Regions from separate parts of the Homo sapiens genome. Here regions 2 and 3 are each linked to region 1. A link is a loop called in an ENCODE intact Hi-C map of the cell type or tissue named here. Cell type or tissue: heart right ventricle. All regions are shown on one strand. Links, peaks and the distances in the headings refer to the core of each region. The heading gives the core; the rest is flanking DNA.

Region 1 (5,089 bases), core at 1,575-4,074:
ACTGCAGACACCTGTGCTCCACACTTACCTTGAAAGCCTTCCTGAGCACCTAGGACCCCCTCTGACCTGCAGAGTGGGCCAACACTAAGACCGTGTTTCTAGGTGCTTTATTAGAATCAGCTCCTTTCAGCTCCCTGACTAGTGAACCCATTTTGTAGAAGAAGGGACAGGGCTTTCAAAAGTGATGTAATTGGCAAGATCATAGGGTGAGTGAGGAGAGGAGGTGGGATTCCCATCCAGCTCCTAATTCCAGGGCATGTCCCTAAACTGCTATATAATTCAGCTTGCTAACAGCCTCAGACTTAAACAAGTGGAAAATAAAAGCAGTAAGGCACACAAAAACCCCTGAGAGTGCAGCTGGAACTGGGATGGGACACAGACTTTGATGAAGCCTAGGACTTTAGGTCCCAGTCTGAAAATCCCTGCTCCAGGCTGTGGGAAATTGCATGCTCCTAGCTTCAGCAGCACGCTCATGCTGCCTGGAGTTTGCAGCTATCGGACACCAACTCCAGCCACTTTGCAGGAAGATGGAAAGCCACAGACTCCTCTCCATTCCAAGGAGAGCCACCAAGCCACCAGAGGGATACAGCTGGCCCCTTCCCTTCATATGGTGGGGGGAGATCAGAGGCATGGCACAGATGCTGGCTGTGCCCTTTGTCCACCAAATCTGATTCTGGTCACTTCTCCCTTTGCCACCATGCGTGCCCAGGAAATGCAAGCCCCTCCCAGTGTAGTTTAAGCCCAGAATATTAGGAAGGTGAACCTGCTGCACACAAGTATGGACTTCCAAGGTCAAATATGCAGGTTTGACACTTAGCAAGGCTACTACTATGGGTCATTAGCTGGGAAGGTTAGGGGTCACCTGATAATATTCTGCAGCGGCTCTTTGGGTGGCAGAATCCCACGATTTCCCAAAACAGACTCAGGAGACCCCTGCTTTTAGACAAAAAGGTCCTTAAACTATATGGCTGCCTGCTTTCCTCCTGAAAGTCCCCATCACCTGAGGACTCCACGACAGCTCCAGGCTGTGAGTGAGTAACGGATTCTACCGCATCTAGAAGAGGAATTAGAGCGGGGCGCCCCGACGAGCACACGCTCTGTGTTCAGGCATGGCTGCTGCTCTGACTTGCACAGTGTTGCCCCAAATGGTCAAGATGTTTGCTCCATAAGTCTGTCTTCGGTCTAGCTGAAAACTCTGTTCTTCCATCCAAGCTGACTTCCTCTAGTCTGGGTCCCTGTGGACATGGAGGCAGCGGCCCCTCATCTCTCCGTATAAATCTTTCATGAGTTTCACGGCACGATGTTCCTTCCCTCCGGCCTCCTCTTCCCTGGCCCCAGCCCTCCAGCACTCCTCACAGGACATACTTTCCACCCCTTTAATCATCTTTATTGCCTCACTTTGGACCCTGGCCCGTCCACATCCTTTGGGAGGTGTGCTGACCTAACCCGGACATTGGTGAATGTGAGCGCAGCTCAGCGGAAGCTCGGCTTCCCAGCCGTTGCATGCCGCGCTCCTCTTCCTACATCCCTGGGTCACGCTGCTGCTTTCCGGAGGCCTGCCACTGTCCAGGGTCTTCCTGCTGAGTGAGGTGACCTGGCCCAGAAATGGACATGCAGGCTGACCTGGATGCTGGGTGGCAGCCTGCCATTGCCTGGGCGCAGAGAGGTGGGGCAGAGGGTGACTTCTCATCAGGAAGCTCGGGGACTCTCCACACCTCCCAGACACACACTCTGGGTCTTCCCTGCCATCAGAGACTACAGGGCCAGAGGCAGAGGACATAAAGCCTTTGCTCTCTCTGACACCTCCCAGGCCCCTGTGAACCCTATTCCTCCTTGAGGGGTGCTGCCTCCTTCTTCCCTCTACCAGGAACCCAGAAACCAGGAATTTGCCTCTGTGATGCTGCACAGCAAAAAGGCAGCACACACGATGCGATAAACTGTACTCTGGTCAAGGCAGGAACAGGCCTGGGTCCACCTCTTCCTGCTCAGTGTTCCTTTTTGATGCCTGGTGCTTCTACAGAAAGTGTCTGGTGGTTCTGATTTCTAAGCCAGGACACTGCCTTCTTCCCAAGCTACTTATACATTTGCCATCCTCTGTGAATGTGTTCAGATCCACTTAATCCACCAGTGGATGACAAAGCAGTCTGGGCACCCAGGCCTACATCCACCCTGAGAGTTGCAGTCACCACCTAATAATCCCTATTCAGGGTGTGCATGCGTAGGGAAGGATCAGAGACCCTGGTCTCAGCCTAAGGAGGTGGCCAGCCAGCCTGAGCACAGGCGCCGCTAGGGTTCTGAGCAAGGCATGTCCACCGGCTGTTTCTTGGCCCTCAGAGAACATTCTCTGTTCATTAAAGGTAGAACCAAAAGCCGTCATCTTTATCTAAGAATATATTCCCTATAGAGGAACACCTCATTTTAATTCCTGAGGCATAAGCCTTTTTGTTCGTTCTTTTTTTGGTATTTCCATCCAGAAATAATTTATGCATGTTCAAGCAAAAAATATACTCTAACTCCCCCTTTTGCATAAATGACCACACATAAGAAACATTACTCTGCACCTGAATTTTTTCCACTTAAAATATATCTTGAAGATCTCCCCTTATAAGAAAGCCTTTTTGAAAATAAATGCACACATTCCCAGGATGCTCAATTTCAGCTGCATGTTCTTATCCAGGGCTACCTCATTGCCCCTTTCCTGGCCCCATTGTCACTCGGGAGTCTGAGCTCCACAGGAGATCTCGGTTTCTGCCTTAGTTTAAGTGGGTTCCCCCAGGAATTTGGGAGCAGTAGCATGTGCCATTGCTGATCTGTGTGTTGCCTGTGACAGCAGAGCCAGCACGCATGAGGGACAACCCCCAATGACCAGGGAGGAGGAAAACAGATACTCTTGCACTTGTGAGCTCCAGGAGCCTCCTGGAGGCCATGTCTCAAAACACACAGCCAGCCAGTCCTATTTTCTGAGGACCACTATTGTTGCTTTGAGGTCAGCGGAAACAGCATTTTTCCTCCTGAACTGCAAAGCCTGGTCACTGCCTGACCCCCAGGAAGAGGCAGTGGTGATGGTGGGCTCTCAGCCAAACGCCTGAAGGGAGCCAATCCCTAGGCCAACAAGAGAAGTGGAGCCGCCACTCTGCCCCTGGGGAATCCCCAGCCAGTAACCAACCCACGATGCCACCAACCCCATCTCATCAGGATCAGCTGGTGACTGGGAAAAGCGAAATGCAGGCCAAAGCTGACGTCGCTACAGATGGCAGAAGCAGGAAAGGAAAACCCAAAGCTCACGACGAAGTCTCTCCTACCTTCGATCATTTCTCCTCCTGCGGAACAGCTTCTTGGTGTGTGCGATCTCCACTTCATGGGGCATCGGGTGGTAGCCCTGTGTCATGGGGGGAGGAAGGGGGATCATTAGTAACTCCTGAAAGAGAGCAAAGCACCTCTGGGACTGCACTAAGTACACCAGCATCTAAGACAGAAAGACATCAAGAGTTTGGAGAGACTAGACTCTAACCACCAAATCCAGACTGAAAAAGGAAAAACAGTAGAGTCAATGAACTTCCTACCAGGCAGTGATGCTGGAATTACAGAATCAAAGAACAGTAGGGACAATGAGGACCTTAGAATCCATTATGTCCAAGTCCTTGAATTACAGATGAGACATTCAAATCTGGAAAGATGAACAAGCTGGTTCAAGGTTTTGCAGAAAATGAGCAACAGAGCTGGGGCCAGGTTCTGCAGCTCACTGGCTGTGCATCCCAGGACAAGTTACTTCTCTAAGCACAAGTTCCATAACACAATGGGAATGTTACCCTTCTTCTCTGGGCTGCTAGAGGACCAAGGAGGTGAAGCCTGAAAACCCTAAGCCCTGTGAAGAGGAAATTTGTCTCCTAAACCTAGTCCAGGCACCCCCAGTGAAATTTTTACCCAAGATCTTCTTTCCCTATATTGCCTAGGGAGTATTTAGGAAAACATGGAATTAGCTAAATTACTTTTTCAGCATTACTATCATCATTATTATTATTATTTGAGACAGGGTCTTGTTTTGTCATCCAGGCTGAAGAGCTGTGGTACAAACACGGCTCACTGCAGCCTTGACCTCCTGAGCTCAAGCAATCCTCCTTCCTCAGCCTCCCGTGTAGCCAGTATCATAGGCACACATCACCACGCCTGGCTTGTTTTTTGATTTTTTGCAGAGATGGGGTCTCACTTTGTTGCCCAGGCTCCTTTTTCAACTTTAAAGGAGGAACTGGGGAAAATTCTAAGGATAGTCTTTTGCGTATTGTCATCATGACAGCAACTATTTCTACATCTACATCAAGGTTGGAGAGAGACCCTCTATTTGCAACCCAGGGCAGATCCTGCAAATGCAGGATCACAGGCAGAGCTATTTGCACAAGCTGGGCTGATGGCCAGCTCTGCTCTTACCACCTCTTCCCATCCCTCCTCCAACAGAAAAGTGTGTTCTGGTGTGGACATGGCAGAGAGCACCACCATGCACTACCATTCCATTATGAGCGGCCTGGGGTGGAGTAGGGGGTACCAAGGCTTGGAGTCAAGTGGGAGGGAGTGGTCTGGCTTGGACCTGGGACACCTGGGTATAGGCCTGGATGCAGAGGCCATAGCCTGAGTGTGACTCCCACCCACCTGCAGCGACCTGAGCATGCGCTGGATGACAGGGAGCCACAGGGTCCAGGCTGCTGGAGAGCAGTCAGAGGGGGTCTATTCTGGCCCACTCCCCACCTTACAGGCAGGGAGCCCAAGGCCCAGAGTGGCCACACAGTGAGTTAGAGATCATAGTCCTGTGGGTTACACCCTGTGGTGGGGCACATGCAGCCCTCGGGATTCAGGTTCCATAAAGGAGGGTCCCACTGTTTTGCCTTCACGGGGCTCAGCCCCCAAGCTCATGGGGGAAACTGACCACCCTGGCTATGCTGGGACTGGCCAGTTTTGGGGAGCTTCCCAGAGAGGTAATGGGAGAACAACAGACTCAGGAGGACACAGGGACCTTGGAGTTATGGCCACTTGGCCTGGACTGGATTGAGTGCAGGGAGGGAGCAACACATTTCAAAATACATTTTAATAACAATCC
Region 2 (5,089 bases), core at 1,348-3,847, 470 kb before region 1:
CATATGAATCTTTTCTTTAAATGAAACCAAGTCAGTTTGTGTTAATTTGAAATGCCTTCTCCACAGTCAAACTGGTGGTGGTTTTGTTCTGCCATAGTGATAATGCTACCCCCCAAACAGCCAAATGAACGCTTAAAATGATTGCTTTATAGTTAACTCAGCTCTGGGATATTTGTATTCTTGGATTTCAGTTTGTTGGCACACAACTTAAATCACTGCTTTTTACGTATTGGGGAATGTATATCCTTATTTGAGTAGTGCTTTTTAACTTCAAGAATGAAAAAGAATCAATAAGTTGTTTTTTTCAGAGGATGAGGTGGCCTTATTGATTTATAACGTGTGGAAGTTTGATATCTCTCTCCATAATCAAAACCACAGAACTCACTTTCTCAATACCTATTGTGTTTTTTAGCATAAAGAAGCCATATGTATTATCATGTTATTTTTCCTAACATGGTTCTGTAGGTGATAGTCTCTGATTTTGTACATTTAGAAAAGTGAATTTTTCCCTCTTACATAACCAAATGACATTTCTTCTGGTGGTCTATATTTATATAAATACAATAGTTATTTTCTGGCCTATTAATATTTGTTACTCAAATATTTGGGGAGAGTTTCATTCTCATTCTGTTATTTTTAGATATATTATCATCCCATTAAAAATATCTTTCTGATGTCCTATTTCAGCTTTGAATTTTAATTCCTTGTATTTGTCTTAAACTGTGATGTTCAAAAATCAGTGTTACCTAGAATTAATTGTCTTGTTTAATGTACAATTCTGCTGAAAAATATGTTAATGGGATTTCTAATGCCTTAGCTCATTATACTAGCTCACTAAATGTATAGTGTTTGGCCCAAAAGTGACAGCTTTCCATGTGTGCTATTTTGTTTATTTATTACTGTCCTTACTGTCAATGTGAACAAATGAGCACAGAGTTGATACTCAGAATTGGGCAAGTTGTAGGTGTTAGGAGCAGGACAAGACCAGATCTTCACTTCACCCATTTTCCCCATGAGATTGCAAGAGTAACTTTTCTTAGACTGTGTACCAGCAGCGGCCGGGCGCAGTGGCTCACACCTGTAATGCCAGCACTTTGGGAGGCCGAGGCGGGCGATCATGAGGTCAGGAGATTGAGACTATCCTGGCTAACACAGTGAAACCCCGCCTCTACTAAACATACAAAAAATTAGCTGGGTGTGGTGGCAGGCGCCTATAGTCCCAGCTACTCGGACGGCTGAGGCAGGAGAATGGCGTGAACCCAGGAAGCGGAGCTTGCAGTGAGCCGAGATCGCACCACTGCACTCCAGCCTGGGTGACAGAGACTCCATCTCAAAAAAAAAAAAAAAAAAAAAGAAGATTGTGTACCGGCAGTGAATATATGATCTCCCTTTTGACAATCGGATATTCACAACTGAGCGTTTGTCCCTATGTCCTCTGAAAGTGATGGTTGGATTTATAATTTTTTAGCAAGATCCCTCTGGATTATGCGTGCATTTTTGGTTACTAGATACAGATATACCTGAAAGCCCTACTTTTACATTGTAAAGTTTGTTAGAATTCACATTCTCTTCGGTGTGAGTGAAGATGGTGAACCTCATAGTAGTGTAAAAATAATAAAAAATGTTTCAAATCTGAGCCTCAAAGAGGTTGGCCTGATGGATTCAGTCCATAAATAGGACAGGTGGGTGGATGGATGATCTTAGGTAGGCTTACTGACTAAAGTGACTTTTAAAGAAGTTTTTGGAGGACAGACCTTTGGTGGATTAATAGGTTTGTTCCAAGCGTAGGGGGTGGCATAAAAGAAGATATAGGCAATAGTGGGCGAGAGAGACAAAGGATTCATTTAGGAGAAGACAACAGGGAATGGGACAGGATGTGGGAGGAGATGAGATCAGACATAAGAATTGGAAAAGAGTTGTGGACCATTTAAAGACAAGAAAAAAAGTTGTGCTTTAAATGTTGAGAGCCAACACTGATTAGAAGTGTGTTTGAACATATACTCCCTCTAAAAGAGAGAATGCTAGCAGTTCAGTAAGTTTCATTGTTTAATAAAAAAAGACAGTGGGCAGAGCAAAAAATAAAGTGATTATTAAGTGAGTGATTATATAATTTATGATCCAAACCTGGTCACTTTAAGAGAGTGAAAGGGATACTATTTAGTGAGACAAAATGTGTAAACTGGGACTGGACAAATCAAGATGTGGTTATCCCATTATTATTAAATAATGACTTGGAATTCATTAATAGATCACAAAGACAGGAAAAATTAAAATCCTGAGTTTTGAAAGTGACACATCGTAATAATCCTTTAAAAACTAAACAGGAAGGTGTCAGATTTTGGTCAGGACAAGCAGAAACAGTTGCTGAGGTTGATAGACAAATGTTGGTGTTTTCATAGCATTGTGCATATGGTGCTTAGGCTATGAGTCAGGCTGCCTAGGCTTGAGTTCTAGTTCTGCCACTGACCAGCTGGTAATCTTCAGCAAGCAAGTTGGGAATAACAGGGAAACCTGCCCCTCTGGGTTGAGGCCAGGATTAAACGAGGCCATGTGTACACGCAAAATACTTTGCACAGTACATGTCACATGCTAAGCACTCACATGTGGCTATTATTTTTTTCTACTATTACTACAATAACAACTACTTTTTATACATTAGCAGTTAGCATATTTTCAATTTAAAGATAAATACTTTAAGCTTTCTGATGTTGTTGTGAGCTTTCTGCCTTTTATTTCTAGCAATATTTCAGTAATTGATGAAATAAATTCGAAAAACTGTTTTTCATTCCAGCTTTAATATTATGAAGCTCACATTACAACTTCTACCTGTCTAGACTGTTCTTACTTTTCATAAGTAGACAAGTTTCCACAGTCATATAATAGAATTATTGAATACAGTAATTCTCATTTTACATTCAAGTAAGTCTTAAAGATGTAATTTTTAGCAGCATTGTGTTTTTCAAATCCAATTCCTGCTCTGTAGCAGATAGGTTCTGTTGTTGCTATAAATGATAGCTGAATAGTAATCATTTAATTTTCTCTTTTAAGAAAGATGAAACTTTTCTTGGGGATGGGGGATGGTTCTTGGCAAACAAAAATGATGTGATTTAGGTCTTTTATAGAAATTCATGAGATTACTTGTAATTCAACTTGAACATGTCCTTCTTGTATTTATTGTTCCTTTTTATTGAAATACTCTTTCTCAAGATTGTGCACAACTCACACACACACAGCATCTTCAGGTCTTTGCTTAAATGACACCTCCTCAGTGAAGCCTTCCCTGACCACCCCTTCCAAAAACTAAAGCCTCCTTCTAGCACTCCTCATTCCTTCTGTAGCTTTATTTTATAATGTCATAAATGATGGTTATTTTAGAAGCCCTGTAATAGTTCTTCTTACCTCTGAGATATATGCGGTGGTCCCCCATTATCCTCGTTTTGTTTTCTGGGGTTTCAGTTACCCACAATCAAATGTAGTCTAAAAATATTAAATGGAAAGTTTCAGAAATAGAAAATTCGTAAGTTTTTAATTGTGCACTGTGCTGCATAGTGTAATTAAATTTTGCCGTGTCCCACCTGGAATGCGAATCATCCCTTTGTGTAGTGTATCCCTGTTGTATATGCGACCTGCCCATTAGTCACTTAACAGCCATTACTTAGCAGCCATCTCAGTTATCAGATCAAAAAACCATAGTATATATTGGGTTTGCTACTATCCATGGTTTTGGGAATCCACTGGGGGTCTTAGAATGTATCCCCCGTGGATAAGGGGGGAATACTGTATTGCTGCAGTATCTCTGAACTCTGACTCTGTGATGGAATAAGGGTTTGCACTTCTCTACTACCTCAGTAACCCAGTCCTTAGGGAATTGAGCTTTCTTTTATAATTAGTTTGCTTGTAAGAGAACTTATGGAATGTCTAATCTTAGTTGGGAGTGAGTTGTGGCCTTGGCTAAGGATGAAGTGACAATACTCTTTCAAGCATAGCCCTCTGGAGAAAAGGCCACTTCCCTTCCCCCGCCAAAAAAAAAAAAATTTTGTTTTTTGTTTTTTTGTTTTTCCCAACAGAAGAGTTTTTACTACTGGAGACCCAAGAGCCCTAACTTGCTTTTTAGTGGGAAGAGAGGAACTGCCTCATCTTAAACACATCCCTATGTATATTAGTCAGCTCAGGCTCATAACAAAATACCATAGACTGAGTGGCTTAAACAACAGAAGTTTATTTTCTCACTGTTGTAGAAACTGGAAGTCCAAGATCAAAGTGCCAGTAGGGTGGGGTCTAGTGGGGTCTGGTGAGGGCCCTCCCCTTGGGCTGCAGATGGCTGCCTTCTCACTGCGTGTTCACAAGGCCTCTTCTTAGTACGTGCACAGAGAGAGAGATCTGTGGTGTCTCTTTGTATGGAGACACTAATCCTTTTGGGTCAGAGCCTCACCCTTATGACCTCATTAACCTTAATTATTTCCTTATTCCAAATACAGCGATACTAGAGGTTAGGGCTTCAACATAGGAAATTTGGGGGAGACACATACATTCAGTCCCTAACACTGTGCATCCCAAATTATTTCTGAGTTCAGTTCAATTAAATAAACATTTTTTGAGACCCTGTTAAATGTACAGGCACTACGCTAGGCATCAAAGAGGCAGAAGTGAACTATCCCAGGCTCAAGAACTTAATATTTAGTGAAATAAAATGTATATAATTAACTTGAAAATGTGGTAAATATTTTTCTAAGCTACATTTTGAAGGGTGAATCGAAAATTGCCAGGCAGGTTTGTATAGGGGAGGGAAGTGAGTGTAGGCCAAGCAGTTAACGGAGGAACAGAATGGAGTGTGCAGGAATGATGAGCGGACTGATGTGGAGTGAAGTAAAGAGTGATGGGCACAAATTTAGAAGTGCAGGACTGCCTTGTGGTGTTTGTCCTTCCTGATGGTGCCACAACGTTTTCTGGAAAAGTAGCAAGTACCTAATATGTTGATTTTCACAATGAAGGATAAGTTTTAAAAGACTATCAATGACTGGCATTTACAATCTACAATAAGAGACTAGTTGTGCAAATAAAATACAGTGATACAAATCACTTAATTAGT
Region 3 (5,089 bases), core at 1,278-3,777, 450 kb before region 1:
TCAGATTTTTATGGGAAGTACATGGAATCAGAATTGCCTTTGTTTTTAAGCTGCCATCTATCCCAAAGAAGAATCCTTTCTTTATTTGATACAATAAATTTAATATTGGGATCATATAATTATAATACATACCTCTGAAGTTCTTTTATTAGGCACATAAGTATTTAGGATTGTTATGTTTTCATGGTAAACTGGCTTTCATCATTATAAAATCTCCCTCTTTATCTCTAGTAATAATAATATTGTTCTTAAGCCTACTTTGTCGGAAATTAACATGGCCATTCCAACTTCCTTATGATTAATGTTTTTATAGTATGTCTTTTTTGTATCCTTTTGTTAACTTGTCTGTATCTTTAAATTTACAAATGTGTCTCTTTTAAACTGCACATGGTTGGGTCTCGCTTTTTTATCCAGTCTGAAAATCTCTGACATTTAACTGGAGTGTTTAGTGCATTTATATTTAATGTAAATCAACTGTATTCTTTGAAGATTGTTTGTTTTGCTCTATTAGGGTGCCTCTTAGAATAAAGTAATTTGCACTCTAGAATAGAATAGTCTGACTCCTAAAGCATGGCCTTTCTAAGCATTCAACTAAATGTTCATGTTCATTGATTTTTATCTTCTGGCTGGTTGGAGCTCCAATATCCCTCAGTCTGTTATGGTCCCCAAAATCTCTGTTTAATTTACAGCTCCTGGGTAGTTGTTTACTGCCACACCTTGTGGAGTCTTGCTCTGCACATTACAGCTTAACATTTATACAAACATTCAAGAAGACACTTGGATTTCTGGACCTGCTTTCTGGAAATTCTCTCCTCTCTAGTATTCCACCTTGCAAAATGCAGTTGCCACAGCAGTGTTAAATTCCTCTCTCTGCCTTAGCTCAGCACAACACTGCTGTGTACTCTTTGGGTCCCACCTTCCTGGACCATAGTCTGCAATGTTCCTCGAGACAGAAGCTCACCATTATGGGGCTCATCTTCATCTCCCTTTTGTTAGGGATTATAATCCTTTACTTCACATGTTGTGTTACATCTGAAAACAGTTGTGTCATTTTTTTTTTTTAGTTTTCAGTTAGTGATAGCAGGAGAGTTAGTCCAGTATCAGTTAATCTGTCATGGCCAGAAGCAGAAATCTTATAAAACATTTTGAATCATTATTTTTGAGAAATAAAGCTATAATACAGAACCATAGACTCTGTATGACAGTAGAGAAATAATCTTGTCCAACACACTTTTTCAGAAGATGAGAAAATACACAAGCTCAAGTGACTTGTAGTAGATTGCACTATGAGTTAGTCATAGTCTACATCTCAGGTTTTTGCCACTATTCTTTTCCCTATAGTAATCTTATGAAAAATGCTCCTGTGTTTGAAACATAATTTTAAACTGTCATTAAAAAATTTTTTAGAATTCTTATGATTTAAACATCCTCCCCACTCCTTTTTTCTTACATAAATACTATTATTAATCTTGCTGTTAACACAGGCATGAAGAAAGAATCATTTACAAGTATATTTTAGAATAATTGACATGCTGTGGAACTATATATTTCCACAGAAGACAGAAAAGAAAACAGTTCCTTTAATATAATTGGTTTTTTGTTTGTTTTTCCAGTTTATTTTCTTTGCTGTCTAAAAAACACAACAAAGTTCTGGAACAAGCCACACAGTCCTTGAGAGGTTCGCTGAGTTCTAATGATGTTCCTCTACCAGATTATGTAAGTAGTTACCTTATTCATCAATAAAAAATTTTCCTTTCAGCCAGGCACAGTAACTCCTGCCTGTAATCCCAGCACTTTGGGAGGCCGAGGCAGATGGATCACTTGGTCGGGAGTTCAAGACCAGCCTGGCCAACATGGTGAAACCCCATCTCTACTAAAAATGCAAAAATTAGCCGGGTGTGGTGGTGCACACCTGTAGTCCCAGCTATTTGGGAGGCCGAGGCAGGAGAATCACTTGAATCCGGGAGGCAGAGGTTGCAGTGAGCTGAGATCATGCCCCTGCACTGTAGCCTGGGTGACACAGTAAGACTCTGCATCTCAAAAAAATAATAAATAAATAAATTATTTCATTGTAAAATTTATAATAGCATTACCCCTCTCTTCTCAAGATTTTACTGTGCTGAAAATCTTTGCTGCCCAAGAAACCTCTAATATGCAAATAGAAGAATGATGTCTCAAATCAAGGGAACAAGTTGTAAATGATTGTTAACAAGTGGTTGAAGAAAATCAACCTTAAACCAATAATTTGTACATAATTAAGAATCTTTATATCTGAGTTGAGAAACCCACTCAAGCTAATAACACAAAAACAAAAGCAGGGATGATTTTATAGGAAGTATGCAAAGATTCCTTATTGAACTTAAGGGGAGCAAGTACACCTGGATTTCCCAGAGATCTGGAACCTAAAATTGAAAAGCCATTGGGTCCTGTTTTGGGGGTCATTTCGTTTCTGGTCTCTGCTTCCTTTTGCTTCTGCTTTATTCTGCTGCTGCTTTCTACCATCCAGGTTTATCTGTTTGCTTACTTGGACCTAAAATAGCAACCCCAGCCCTTCCTCTTCTTCCCTCCAACCTTGTGAGTGCAGTGCCTTTAGCTGTCTTAAAGTCTTAAAGTCCTCATTCTCAATTCCTGAGAAAGAGAATCTAATTGGCTCTGCTCTCATCAGGGTGTGACTCCAGTCTTACCAGACATGGTCAGAAGAGAGCAGCAGTAACATGTGGCCTTTGTTCCATCCACCTTAATGACGAAGAGTTTATTACCAACTGCTACGGTTGAATGTGCCATCCAAAACTCATGTTGAAACTTAATCCCCAGTGTGGCAGTATTGAGAAGTGGGACCTTGAATAGGTGATTGGATCCCTTATAAATGGATTAATGAATTCATGGATCAATAGATTAGTGAGTTAATGGATTAATAGGTTAGCATAGGAGGGGAACTAGTAGCTTTATAAGAAGAGGAAGAGAGACTTGAGCTAGCATGTTAGCATGCACTGTGTGATACCCTGCATCATCTTGGGATGCCACAGAGAGTCACCACTAGCAAGAAGGTTCTCACCAGCTGCATCTCCTTGACCATGGCCTTCCCAGCCTCCATAACTGTATAAATTCCTTTTTCTTTATAAATTACCTAGTTTCAGGTATTCTGTTCTAACCGACAGAAAATGCACTAAGACATCACCTGACCTTAGAGGATGCTGATGGAATAGAATAGAAACAGCACAGGGGTGAGCATAATATAATAATAGGAAAGAGAATGTGTTATAAATTTTCTTAAAGTAGTGTGACTACCTGTGACATTTCTTATATTTTGGAATATGGCTTTGATGAAGATGCTAAAAATTATCTTGCCATTAACCACAGGAGAAGTTCATCAAGTTCTAATAAGGACAGCTCTAAATCTCCAGACAACAACATAGTGGATTGGTATTTAGAAACTTTATTAGAGAACTCTTTAGTTCTGAGTTTGCAGTGATGATGCATACCAGACAGCTGTAGAGTTGCCTTGCTTCTTTCCTGTGGTTTGTTTCATTTCTAAATGGTTGTCCTGATATGAGACTGTGGGAACAGTACCCAGTCCAGATATCAGTCAATGATAAACAAAGATAGCTGTGTGCAGCCACAGCCTGACTGGTGCTAGTTTTTTCTCGTGTGTGTGTGGGTATGTGATGTCACAATCTGTCATCCCCTTAAGGTATTAAGTTTATAATTCCAAAATGTATCTTTTAAGATTTTCCTGTTAAGTTGAATGTTCTAATTTTTTAATTAGCATAACAGCTCGCTTAATTCTACACTTGCCATACCTGTGATAAGAAAAATATATCTAGTAACTGTTTAGAAACCCTATCGGGGCCAGGGTGGCAATGGGGAGTTGGGTTTACCAAAAACTTGAATTTGGGTCATCTGCAAATGTTTTGTTATTTATAAGCAATTATTATTTGATTTATGTAGTATTCCTGTGCCATTTACTCCACAAAAATGTGTTGAATATGTATAGTTCTGAAGTTCTGATGTTGCCTTAGTAGCATTCTTCTTTAATCAGAGATCTATAAAATTAATATTTGAGGAAATAGGTCATATTTACTGGTATTTGCCAACCATGGAGGTAATTATGCCATGATAGGACAATTTGAATTTGTAACAGTCCTGTGAATTCTGCTACTGAAGTTTACAGATTTTAGAGTCACTGATTGAATATTTTCTTCTTGTATAAAATTTTCACTAAGTAAAAATGAATTTCTTAAAGCATCTGCTTCTAGAAATAGTGGGAAAATTCCATTTGGAATCTGTCATTGACAATCCTTTTTTTTTTTTTTCTTAACATTTATGTGTATGAGACTTTGTAAATCACAACATTTTCCAAATGGGTTTATGAACTTGAATTTTGCTGCCTTTTCTCAGATTTAATTGAAGAGAATGGTTAGCACTGATTCAGTAGGAGAGATGACTGTGAATCACTCCTGATAGAGACCTGAAAGGTGATTAAACAAACAGCAGTAACCTTAAAAATAAGCACCGTTGTATGTTCTTTCATGATACTTCAATGTTTTGTTGGTCATTCCCATTGCTCAAAACACTGTTGTATAAGTGATTTACACATTTGAAACCATTTTCTCTTTTACATTAGTCATTAACTGGGAAAATGAACATGTTCCTTCCTTTTCTTTCACAGAAGTTTTACTTAAGTACCTTTGCCAGTAACCACATAAAATTCTGTGTCCTGGACTAATGCTTTAAACCACTTGTTGGTAAAAGATGAAAAAGGAAAATGAGAAGGTCTTAATGCAGCAGTGGATTCCTAGATGTGTACTTTTTTTTTTTTTTTTTGAGACAGAGTCTCACGACGTGTACTTTCTACACCAAGACTGAATGTACTGTATTAGCAGAGTTTGAATAAGTACTTAAAAATAAGGACATGTTTTTCTTCTCACTGTAGTACATAGAGTACTTTCAGTCTACCTAGAGATTTCTAAGTTTATTAAGAAAATGTTTATCCTCATTATACTGTATAATTCACAAATCAGTTGAGTAACAACATAGAAAGCTAATCGCAAGTTCCAAAAACATTAGTATTAGTACTTTAGTGCAACTA

What was found. Hi-C counts contacts between places; a loop is a spot of excess contacts. Peaks named below come from ENCODE experiments on the same cell type or tissue, not always from the same donor. Only the 100,000 strongest peaks of a DNase experiment are listed, where the experiment ranks them.
Region 2: a loop joins it to region 1, with 2.6 times the contacts of the local background. A loop is called at or near these places in 9 of 110 quality-filtered maps.
Region 3: a loop joins it to region 1, with 4 times the contacts of the local background. A loop is called at or near these places in 9 of 110 quality-filtered maps.

Annotation. Positions count from the first base shown.
Region 1 is chr18:48,709,909-48,714,997 of GRCh38, reverse strand. CTIF (cap binding complex dependent translation initiation factor) reads right to left here. Exons shown (of 12, transcript NM_014772.3): 7 at 3,303-3,379. Among named protein-coding and RNA genes, the nearest start is that of MIR4743, 42 kb to the right of the region's middle. In heart right ventricle, for the core only: a CTCF peak has its summit at 2,927 (motif pointing left); a DNase peak (open chromatin) is centred at 2,887; H3K27ac peaks cover 2,500 bases.
Region 2 is chr18:49,183,185-49,188,273 of GRCh38, reverse strand. All of the region lies in intron 14 of DYM (dymeclin), which reads left to right. Among named protein-coding and RNA genes, the nearest start is that of MIR4744, 140 kb to the right of the region's middle. RefSeq lists enhancers at 616-1,115, 1,116-1,617. In heart right ventricle, for the core only: no CTCF peak of the experiment used is centred there; a DNase peak (open chromatin) is centred at 2,493.
Region 3 is chr18:49,160,312-49,165,400 of GRCh38, reverse strand. DYM (dymeclin) reads left to right here. Exons shown (of 18, transcript NM_001353214.3): 15 at 1,614-1,716. Among named protein-coding and RNA genes, the nearest start is that of MIR4744, 110 kb to the right of the region's middle. RefSeq lists a silencer at 3,494-3,553. In heart right ventricle, for the core only: a CTCF peak has its summit at 2,696; no DNase peak of the experiment used is centred there.